Linked DNA regions of Homo sapiens: regions 1 and 3 are each linked to region 2. A link is a loop called in an ENCODE intact Hi-C map of the cell type or tissue named here. Cell type or tissue: GM12878. All regions are shown on one strand.

The links. Hi-C counts contacts between places; a loop is a spot of excess contacts. Peaks named below come from ENCODE experiments on the same cell type or tissue, not always from the same donor. Only the 100,000 strongest peaks of a DNase experiment are listed, where the experiment ranks them.
Region 1: a loop joins it to region 2, with 2.0 times the contacts of the local background. A loop is called at or near these places in 1 of 110 quality-filtered maps.
Region 3: it touches region 2 in a loop (3-fold over the local background); 1 of 110 quality-filtered maps calls a loop at or near these places.

The regions. Positions count from the first base shown.
Region 1 is chr3:131,628,347-131,632,346 of GRCh38, reverse strand. The region is part of intron 7 of CPNE4 (copine 4); the gene reads left to right. Among named protein-coding and RNA genes, the nearest start is that of MRPL3, 130 kb to the right of the region's middle. In GM12878, no CTCF peak of the experiment used is centred here; a DNase peak (open chromatin) is centred at 2,006.
Region 2 is chr3:131,547,201-131,551,200 of GRCh38, reverse strand. CPNE4 (copine 4) reads left to right here. Exons shown (of 16, transcript NM_130808.3): 14 at 1,121-1,254. Among named protein-coding and RNA genes, the nearest start is that of MRPL3, 46 kb to the right of the region's middle. In GM12878, a CTCF peak has its summit at 1,671 (motif pointing left); a DNase peak (open chromatin) is centred at 1,630.
Region 3 is chr3:131,713,251-131,717,250 of GRCh38, reverse strand. The region is part of intron 3 of CPNE4 (copine 4); the gene reads left to right. Among named protein-coding and RNA genes, the nearest start is that of MRPL3, 210 kb to the right of the region's middle. RefSeq lists an enhancer at 2,153-2,472. In GM12878, a CTCF peak has its summit at 1,026; a DNase peak (open chromatin) is centred at 2,240; H3K27ac peaks cover 2,445 bases.

The DNA of each region.
Region 1 (4,000 bases), 81 kb before region 2:
TACTTCATAGGGTTGCATGAGATAATGGGAATAATGAGGCGGAGCACAGTGGCTCATGCCTGTAATCCCAGCACTTTAGGAGGCCAAGGTGGGTGAATCACCTGAGGTCACGAGTTCGAGACCAGCCTGGCCAACATGGTGAAACCCCGACTCTACTGAAAATACAAAAATTAGCCAGGCATGGTGGTGCACGCCTGTAATCCCAGCTACTCGGGAGGCTGAGGCAGGAGAATCACTTGCGCCCAGGAGGCGGAGGCTGCAGTGAGCCAAGATCGTGCGCAGTGGTGCAATCTTGGCTCACTGAAACCTCTGCCTCTTGGGCTCAAGCGATTCTCGTGCCTCAGCCTCCCTCTTGTGCCTCAGCCTCCCGAGAAGCTGGGACTACAGGGTGCCATGGCACTCCAGCCTGGGCGACAGAGTGAGACTCTGTCTCAAAAAAAAAGAAAAAAGAAAAAAGTGTTGGGGAGGGGGGATAATTACGTGTAAAGCACCTATCACAGAACTGGCACATAGTAGGCCCTCAAAAAATCTAAAATCTCCTTCCACAACTCTCCCATTCATCTCCAGTTTCTCTCCTCCTGCAACCCCTCCTACATTTCCCCCACACAAAAACTACTACTTCAATGTTTTATCAATACTAAATACTATTTAGTATTATAAGAGGCAATTCTCTCATTAAAATACACTTTGTGATGGGGACCATATTTCAATGATCCCTTATTATTAACTGAAGAAAAAGAAAAATGTTAATAATTTCCGGTTTTCCGTATAAGGTAATACATTGAACTGGGAGAAAAACAGGTAGCAATTTAAAAATACAGAGTCACAAAGTAATTTCTCATTAAATTAAATATTTCATTGTTGAATTGAATTGTTTATTAAGTCTTTTTTCGGTTTGAAACTGTGCAAACCCAAACCAGTAGCTCCATTTTCTAGGCCTACTGAAGTTCCCTGTACCTTTCCCACATAAAACTACTATATACAAAACTTTCAATCAAAACCAAAAATCCCCGGAGAGACATGTCAAAGGATGGGGATTGGATTGGGGAAAGCTAAAGACATAGAAAATTTCTCTTTAAAATGTTTTACTCTGGAATTTCAACTGGTTTTGTCTTCTCTTGGGATTCAGAAAATGATTATATTAACTCTAATGATTTTATGGTGACTTTATAAAAAATGGATTTAATTTTAAAAGGTCAAGGGTAGCCATATTCTGAGAAAAAAGATATCTGAAAATATGTCATTCTGCATGCAATTGTAATTTCCACAGAAGTAAAGGCCTGGGAGGTCATCCAAGTAATGAGATTTCATGCTAATTCCCCAGTTAGTCACACACAGTGAGCTCACAGTCCAAGTGGCTTCAGACTTCTCTCGAAGCTGAGGTGGCTGGAGAGGAATTCTCCATGATTTAGAACTTCAGGGTACCCTGATGTTGTCCTAATCAGCAGCCTGATTCTCCTATCTGCTGAGCCCCCAAAGAGAGGTTTTTATCTCCCTATCTCTACATCTACTATATTTCATTGAGTCTAAGACACACATTTTATTCATATTCTTCTTATGTCTTGGAAATCAGGTTTCATCTTATAATCTATTGCTATTGGTCAGTCTGTCCAGAAGAACACTTTGTGTGATGGAAATATTCTATATCTGTTCCATTCAATATGGTCACCCCTAGCCACATATGTCTCCTGAGGACTTGAAATATGGCTGGTGCAACTAAAGAGGTCAATTTTTAATTTTATTTTATTTTCATTGTTTAAAATTTAAATAGCCACATATGTCTAGTGGTGGGCCTAATGGACATCATAGGTGCAAGTCAAATTCTTAAAGGAAGGATTTAACTTTGTTTCTTCCACTCACTTGAGAAATGACTAACTTGAGACTCCTTTAAATTAAATTTTCTGTTTGAGGTTTTTTCACTGCACCAGTAGTGAGTTCAGACTGAGGCCCTGAGTACAGTAGTTCCCCTTTATCTGTGGTTTCTCTTTCCAGAGTACCAGTTGCCATTGGTCAGCCACAGTCTGAAAATGTTACATTACTACTCATGCCCTTTGGGGCTATGATTAAGTAAAATAAGTTACTTGTACAAAAACAGTGTGATACTGTGACAGTAGATCTGATCATCAAGATGGCCACTAAGGGACTAGCCGGCAGGTAGAATAGATGGACAAAGGGAATGATTCGTATCCTGTGTTGCAGGACAGCGTGAGATTTCATCATGCTACTCAGAACACATGCAATTTAAAACTTACAAACTGCTTTTTTCTGGCATTTTTCATTAAATCACAATGCCTACATCATTCACCTCACTTCTTCTCATCATATAGCAATTTTATCATCTCATATCATCACAAGAAGAAGGATGAGTACAGTACAATAAGATATTTTGAGAGTAAGGGAGAGGGAGAAAGAGAAGGAAAGAGGGGGAGAGAGAGAGAGAGAACGAGAGAGAGACCACATTCACAAATGCCTATTACAGGCATACTTCAGAGATGTTGTGGGTTTGGTTCCAAACTACTGCAATAAAGTGAATATCACAATAAGGAGAGTCACACAGATTTGGGGATTTTCCAGTGCAAATAAAAGTTATATTTACACTATTGACCAGGCACAGTGGCTCCCACCTGTAATCCTAGCACTTTGAGATGCCAAAGCAGTCAGATGACTTGAGGCCAGGAGTTCGAGACCAGCCTGGCCAACATGGTAAAACCCCATCTCTACTAAAAATACAAAAATTAGCCAAGCGTGGTGGTGCATGCCTGTAATCCCAGCTACTTGAGAGACTGAAGTATGAGAATTGCTTGAACCTGGGAAGCGGAGGGTGCAGTGAGCCAAGATCACACCCACCGCACTCCAACCTAGGCAACAGAGTGAGACTCTGTGTCAAAAAAAAGTTATGTTTACAGTATCCTGTTCTTTATTAAGTGTGCAATAGCATTATGTCTGAAAAAAAAAGATGAACATACCTTAATTTAAAAATATTCTTGCTAAAAAATGCCAATAATCATCTGAGCCTTCAGTGAGTCATAATCTTTTTGCTGGTGGAGGGTGATATGGTTTGGCTGCGTCCCCTCCCAAATCTAAACTTGAATTGTATCTCCCAGAATTCCTACGTGTTGTGGGAGGGACCCAAGGGGAAATGATTGAATCATGGGGGCCAGTCTTTCCCGTGCTATTCTCGTGATAGTGAATAAGTCTCAATGAAGGCAGAAATAAAGATGTTCTTTGAAACCAATGAGAGCAAAGACACAACATACCAGAATCTCTGGGACACATTTAAAGCAGTGTGTAGAGGGAAATTTATAGCACTACATGCCCACAAGAGAAAGCAGGAAAGATCTAAAATTGACACCCTAACATCGCAATTAAAAGAACTAGAGAAGCAAGAGCAAACACATCCAAAAGCTAGCAGAAGGCAAGAAATAACTAAGATCAGAGCAGAACTGAAGGAGATAGAGACACAAAAAACCCTTCAAAAAATCAATGAATCCAGGAGCTGGTTTTTTTTGAAAAGATCAACAAAATTGATAGACCACTAGCAAGACTAATAAAGAAGAAAAGAGAGAAGAATCAAATAGATGCAATAAAAAATGATAAAGGGGATATCACCACTGATCCCACAGAAATACAAACTACCATCAGAGAATACTATAAACACCTCTATGCAAATAAACTAGAAAATCTAGAAGAAATGGATAAATTCCTGGACACATACACCCTCCCAAGACTAAACCAGGAAGAAGTTGAATCCCTGAATAGACCAATAACAGGCTCTGAAATTGAGGCAATAATTAATAGCCTACCAACCAAAAAAAGTCCAGGACCAGACAGATTCAGAGCCAAATTCTACCAGAGGTACAAGGAGGAGCTGGTACCATTCCTTCTGAAACTATTCCAATCAATAGAAAAAAAGTGAATAAGTCTCATGAGGTCTGATGGGCTTATCAGCGGTTTCTGCTTTTGCTTCCCTCTCATTTTCTTCTGTTGCCACCATGTAAGA
Region 2 (4,000 bases):
AACAGAACAGAACTTGCTCATCTAAAATACCCAAGAGCTATTTTGCAGTGCATGGTGGTTATGGAGAATAATCTCAGGAGGGAATTGTGTGGATCCCTCTGGCCAAAAACAGGACTAATGTGCTATTTCAGAATAGAAAGGGATAGAAGGATAAGCTGAATAGGGGAAGGCAAGCAATAACACAGGCACAGACAACAAGAGAAGCCATTTGAATAAAAATCATTTGTAATGAGATTATTGCTGTGGGATCAGAATGATAACATGAAATGTACAGTCAAGATGTATCAAGTACTAGGAGAAGCTGTATAGATAGGACTGCCTCTCCTGGCAGAGTCCCATCCTTTTCTATTTCCTGGGCTCATATGGCCTCAGGATGGAAGCCCCCTTTTAAATGAGGGGTTGTCCGTGATGATAACCATCACTTATCTGTACTCAGTGCCCAGGAGATGAGTATATCAGCCACTTTGCTCATTCATCACACACTTGGTGAGCATTACATTTGCTCGATACTGCCTCAAGCTCTTTGGGGAAATACAAAAAATAAGTAAGTCATGATTCCTGCCCGCAGAGTATAACATCTGGAGAGATGGTCATGGGAACTCCTGACTCTTATAGAGGGCACGGGTAGTATCTACTAGAGTCAACAAGATCGTGTGGAAACAAGTGCAACATTGAAGCTAGCTTGCTAGTGGCTAAGAACACAGTGCTTAGAGCCAGGCAGACCCAAGTTTAAATCCTGAGTCTTGAACACACTTGCTATGTGACCCAGGGCAGATCATTGAACATCTCTAAGCCTCTGTTTCTTCACCTATAAAATGGGTATAACATCTATTTCATTATGCTATGAGGAGCGAATGAAATCTTATATATAAAGTAGGATATTAGGGAAAATTTTGTGGAAATCGTTGCTTTTGACTTTAGCTTTTAAAGAGGAGAATGATTTCAGTGGGGAAGGAGACAGCAACACTAGCAATGTGGTATTCCTTTTTATCTTAAGAACATAAACATGATGTTGATAAGGACTATTTGGGATATTTAATGCTTTACTTTTGTGTGTGTTTGGCTATAAATATATTTGGAGTGACTCTGGAGCTGTTGATCTTTGCCAATTTCACCTCAGGAATTCAAGGAGTTGTGGAAGCCTATCAGAGCTGTCTTCCTAAGCTCCAACTCTACGGTCCCACCAACATTGCCCCCATCATCCAGAAGGTTGCCAAGTCAGCGTCAGAGGAAACTAACACCAAGGAGGCATCGGTAAGGAGGGGGCTATTTGCCTCCTAAGGGGAGCTTACTCTTCCTCACCTGGATATTGGCCGTAAGACCCATCTCACTCTAACAATAAATTCCAACACTTCTCCCTGTGTGAATTTGGACAAATGACTTAACCTCCTCCTATCCTCAGTCTTGACATCTGAAACATGGGGATAATCAAACCCATCTTTGCTGGGTTGTGAGGCTAAGAGATGACACATGTCAAATGTCTACCACATTGTCTGAACACAGGAGAAACTCAACAATGGAAGCTACTATATTCACTAAAGTATGTCATATCCACCTCCTGTCCTTGAAAAGAAAAAAGAAAGGTTTAAAAATAAGCTTGCTTTTTAAGGTACCCATACTACAGATGGAAGCAAAGCACCATGGAAGTAAAACAATGGATGATTCTGCCTCCTGGTGGTAAAGCGCAGCAGCACAAAACATCACAGCAAAAATTGGTTTCATATTCTATTGCTTTTCTTAAGAAAAATGCAAACCAAGACCAGAGTTTGAGTTTTGCCCCTAATATTTTAGAAGTAAATATATTACCACAATAACTTCTGTATTTATTTTAATAACATTAATACATGTCTTTTTAGCTTTATGATTTTTTCCAGATTTAGTGGAATATTACCAATGTCTGAAGTTTGCTCTGTAATTTTATCCTGGGTACTGAGTTTTTATTTAAAAAAATACTACTCCCTTATCTTCTTACATCAATTCATCTAACCTTCTTGCACTGTCTTCATGTTCTCAGCCTTCCTTCATGTTAGAATGGATGGAGGACCATGCTCCTACCTCATGTCAACATCTTCTTTTGTGTACTTGAGCACATCTCTGAATTATCCAGGAACTTTGACTCTGCAGTTATATTCTCGCTCTTTCTCCTATCATCTATTGTTTTCTTTTCTACTTCCCTTTGTACTGAAGACTCATTCCCATTAACAAGTACTCATTCAATAATATCTCCTGCTTTAAGTTAATATCTCCCCCTTGACTCTGCTTTGCCCTTTAGCTACTGTCCTTAACTTTTTCCCACTTATAATCTGCACTCCATGCAGAAACCAGATTGATCTTTTAAAAATATAATTAGTATTGCAGCATTCCTTTGTTCTAAATTCTCTAATACTTCTCATCATACTTGGAGTAAAATCTAAATTCCCTGATATGGCTTAGAAGACATTATAGGATCTAATCTCTGCCTACCTCTCTGATCTTAATTCTTATCATTTTCTCTTTCGCTCCCTATATTTCAGCCACACTGACCTTCTTGCTGTTCCACAAACACACCAAATATATTCCCACCTTGAGGCCTTTTCACTTACTGTTCCCCTGCCAGGGTTTCTCTCACCCAAACCTCCATATGATCCATTCTCTGACTGTGTTAACATCTCTTCTCAACTCTCAACCCCTCTGAAAGTTCCCCCTGGCTACCTTATCTAAAATAGCCAACCCACCCACCCGCACCATGTCTCAGCTTTACTTTTCTTCTTAGTACCCATCATCATCTGAAATATTTTAGGTGCATCTACTAACCTGTATATTTTATGTCTCTCTACTTTCATATGGAAGCTCTACAATAAGACTTGTTCACTAGTATATCCCTAGTACACAAAACAATGCCTGCACACAGTACATGCTTAATAAATACTACTTAAAGAACGCATATAAAGCCACTCTACTTTTCATATATATATATAATGAAAAGTACTTTACATTTTCTTTTGTAAAACTGGTGTGTATCTTAAATATTGCACATCTTGTACGCCAGAAAATACAGTGTTCCTGTTTTCATTATAATTTGAAGTCTCTCCTACTTAAAAAGATCCAAATTCCCAAGGTCCCTAGAGAGAACAACAGTCACTGCATGTCTTTGGTTCAGTCCACTGGCCCTTCCATACATCTCATTATCATCTTCAGCTACTCCGGGCTTGGGTCATTGAGTGACATGAGCAATTCCTACAAGGGAATAGGAAGTTTGAAGCAAAATTTTGTTTTAGACTCATAATTTTTCCATGTCCTTTTATTAACATAGTTGACCACAGTTTCAATCTGCTACACAACATCCATCAGGTGACCCATAGCTATCCATAAGAAACAAATGGGTCTGATCTGTGGGGCATGTTCTCTCATCTCCTCTGTTCATTACATCATGTTCTTGAAATCACTAACCGGTGGTTTGACTGTGAAAAGGACTGGAGACCCTGGGGAGCTAAGTGTGTGTTACTTCAAATAATTACTTTAGAATAGTGAATATATAAAACTGTGGATATATTAGCCTTTATGCTGGGCAGAGACACTCTGTAAGCTGAGATCTTGTCCAGCAGTAATGCTGAGGATTTAATCCAAGCCAAGTCTTTTCCAGGTGTGAAAGCTAAGAAAATCATGACTCCTCTCTGCTCATTTTTCCTCTTCTTTTCAGAAGCCATGAACACTATTAGGTTTTTTTTTTTTTTTTTTTTTTTTTTTTTTTTTTTTTTTTTTTTTTGCGACAGGGTCTTGGTCTATCACCCAAGCTGAAGTGTAGTGGCACAATCATGGCTCACTACAGCTTTGAACCTTTTGGGCTGAAGCATTCCTCTGGCCCCAGCCTCCCAAATAGCTGGGACCAAAGGCATGTGCCACCACGCCCAGCTAATTTTTATATTTTTTGTAGAGGTGGGGTCTTGCTATGTTGCCCAGGCTGGTCTCAAACTCCTGGGCTCAAACAATCCTCCTTCTTTAGCCTCCCAACGTTCTGGGG
Region 3 (4,000 bases), 170 kb before region 2:
AAAAAAAAAAACCTTTGTTGAGTGTTTTTTACATGGAGTAATATGCCAGACAAATGCATTTGTACTAAAAGCTTTGTGAAGGACAGGCAGAACTTTTTACCCTTTGTGGTTTCACAGGTTTTGACACTTTGGCGTGAATGGGGGTTTTGCTCTTTTCGCTAAATTGCTCCTCTCCAGTATGATCAAGCAAAAAGAAAAAACATCAACATTTTCCTTCTTTAAAACTCCAGAGTAAAAAGAAGGTCCTTCTTCCTGTGTTCTGCCTAGATAGGCAAGGAATGGCTAGATGCAGATGTTGGGCACCCCCGGGCAGGGCAGGGTCAGAGTCTGAGGCACTGTTTCCTAGTGCTGACGTGTACATGGTGTGGGGTCTGATGGTCTGGGGTCAAATCCCAGCTCAGCTGCTCTCAACTTGTTTGTCCAGAGGCAAATTCTTGCAGCCACTTAAGCCTCAGTTTCTTCATTTGAAAAATGGAAATAATAATAGTGCTGACTTCAAGAAAAATTGCAAGGATCAAGTAGAATAATGCACATAAAATGCTTAACAGAGCCCCCGGCATGGAGGGAGCACTCGGGATGGGGAAGCTGTTATTACTGTGGCAAGAATCTAGGAAATGATGGGAAGAGGCAATGCTTGTAGAGACCAACATGTTTTCAGAACAAAGGGGGAAACATACAGCGTGAAAACATTGTGAGAGAGCACCTACGTCCTGGGCGAGTATAATAGTAAAACTGAACTTACATTGCTCAGGTTTGTCAAGTATTTTACTGAGTTGGATTTTAAATATTGTGTGTGTACACACACGTACACGTGTATTTATTCTTCTGATACTATTTTTAAGTAAAAATTGTTTTAAATCAGGTCTCTGAAATAATTTGGGGCAATTATTTTAATTTGGGCCTTAACTGTGGCAAGATAGGGATTGCCACAGTTAAGGCCCTAAAGGAAAGATAAAGTGACTTCCCCAAAGCCACACAGGAACTCACACATTCAGAGTCTGCCTCCTGAAGGCTGCTGTAGTACTCGCTCTGTCTGGCTGAGTTTGCCACATTCTCACTCAGCCTTGTGAAACAGCAGGACTCCTGGCCTTTAGGAAAGGAAAATAGAAGCCTTAAGCATGCTAGAAACTGGCATTGGTCATAAAGCTGAGTATAAGCACAGCAAGTGACTTCACACTGAGCAAAAATGCCAAATAAAGCAAAGAAGGCTGAGGTCCTCAGGGAAACTCAAGGAGAATTGACCATTCTTGACAGATGGATGAGGGGGATGCATCACGAGGACATAGGGTACTCAGAAGCTGCCTCTTTCTGGGTAAGTTTTGAGACCTTCCTTAGATTTCTGTTGCCCAAAAGAAATCAAGGAGCTAAGCCCCTCTTCTGCTACATCCAATAGTGGGTACGCCAAAGAGAGATGTGATCCTTCACTGCCTAGAACAGCAAGCTGACCTTCTTTAATGTGATGCATTTATTTTCTCTTTCACTGCTTATTAACTCATTCATTCATCCTCATATTTTCCCACTTCATCCACCAAAGACAGTGGAACTGAGTCATAAATAAGAAAAATAATTAAAGAAATTTTTAAACTCCAGGCACTTTTATTTAGTAGGCACTGGGTGAAGCTGTTGCTATACTGCACTTCATTTAATCAGCACAACATCCCTGAGAGGTAGGCACTACCATTATTACCATTTTACAGCTGAGGAAACTGAGACTGAGTAAAGCTCAGTAAGTTATCCAAGGTCACACAGCAAGTTGTCGATCTCTTTAGCTCCAAAGCCCTGTATAATCTTTTCCATCTATTCTAATAGCTTGTCACTAACTAGTATAAATGATCAAGTAGCATCTATGAATGCAAAGTCAAATTGGAGTTGACCTGGCTAGTTTTTGGTGTCTTGTTTCTTCTTAAGTTTATTTGTCTTACACAGAGCTGATAGAGGCAGACTAGGAATCCTTTTGCAGATAAATGGGCTTGATCATCTTCCCTCTGGGCTTCTCTACTGAATTTACTTTAAATATAATATGGCTTCTTAAAAAATGGCAGTGTGTCAACCTCCGAAAACCAAAATCTTACAAACTCAGCACCCAGAAGGTGCATTGCTCTGGCCTTCCTTTCATCTTCAACCATGATGAAAAATCCCTTATCAAAATTCAGTGGTTGCACCTGGGTTTCATCATTGCTTTTCTTGCAGGCATTTTCTCTTCTCAGTGGTTTGGAGACAGTTATGACTGTGTGAAGTCATCTTCTCTTCATTGTTGTGTGGCTGTTCTTCAGTGTATGTCTCCTCCAGAAGTTCAGAGGACACCTGTCAAAGCCAAGAACTTCCTGCTTTCTGTCATCATAAGTGGGGCTGGGAAATCCCTGACACCTTGAAGAAGTCCTGGGCTGTCAGGAGTCCTCTGACCCTTATTCATGAGAGAGAGATTATATACCATCTTCTCTCAGGGCAGTGGTTCCCAAACTTGAGCATGTGGCAGAATCACCTGGAGGCATATTAAAATACAAATTGCTAGGCCTCACCCCCAGAGTTATGATTCAAAAGATCTAGGGAGAGATTCAATAATCTGCATTTTCTAAGTTCCCAGGTGATGCTTATTCTGCAGGTCCAGACATCACACTTTGAGAAGCCCTGCCCCAATGCCTCATGTAAGAGGATGCTAATGAATCTTGGACACTGTATTACTAGTTTCAATCAAGAAAGGAACCAGTGTTTTGGGTAATTATCTGGAGAAATTGAAGAGGACATAGAAAACATCTGGTGAACAGAAAAAAGTTGCTTTATAAAGTTTACACTACAAAAAGGCCAATGTACACAGCTTTCAGTTTATGCTCTTGGTAAAGATTTTGAGTGCCAAAGTTTTTTCTCCCATTCATTAAATGAAGTTAAATGGACTTATTATCCATTGGTTTCCTTCCTGACATAAGTGAATGTTAGGATTATGTCAGGCACAGTGGTCCCTGAAAGAGTGGGCAGACCACAAGCTATTGATCAATGGGTATTAGGTTTAGTGTCGGGATGAGCCAGGTTGCTGAACACTGGGTGTTATGATGATGCTGAGGGTGCTACCCAAACTCAATGTAATGCCCACAGTAAGATTCCACAGGTTAGCATTTTGTTGCATACTATCTAATATCCTCATGGTATAAAATTGATGACCCAGGGAAGTCAAATTTACACATTACAGCAGGGAAGTCATTCTCCTTCTGCTTCTCACATGCAAAGCTTGCCCTTACTTTGCAGAATTACTGCAAGCAGAAGCCACGTGAGTGATGAATGATGTCATAAGTAATCACATCATCTCAGCTCCCGTGGACTAGATAAGAAATCCTGGGAAGTAGTGCCATTTTTTTTTTTACTGCTGTCTTTTCTGCTCATAGGCAGCTGGGATTTAAGTAGGGTGGTTGTGGGTGAGAAGGCCCCATTTCTACAGGGAGAATATAATTAATTCTTGCTCTTTTTTTCTAACTTCTAAACAGGCAAGGAATCATAACTTTGGATCCTAGAAACATCCCTCTGCTTTCTCTGGAGTCCTCCTTTTATACTTTGAAATCTCCTTTAGTGTCCTGGATTGGAGTCATGAGTCCTATGTCTTGATCTGCCATCAACTCTCTGTATGGCCTTGGGCAGTTTGCTTAACCTCTCTGTGATATGGTGACTTCATCTATAGAACAAACATTTTGCATTGATTCATCTCTAAGTTCCTTCCAGTTCTAATAGTCAATGATTCTCATTCATCTCTTTCCTTTTCTTGTTTTCGAAATTCAGCATCTCTCCACACATTCTCATTTCTTTTCAAGACACTCTCTCCCCCTTCCACTACCCTTTCTCATCTCATCTCATCTCAGCATGAAGTATTTATCTCATGTAAAGTCATAGATGTCGTTCAGTCATAGATGGTATCATTCTACCTACCTGGTAGCCCCCAGGAAAACAACTGTATTTAATTTCAAAGATAGTTATAAAAAGATGTATTTAGTGACAATTAACACAGGCCCTTTTC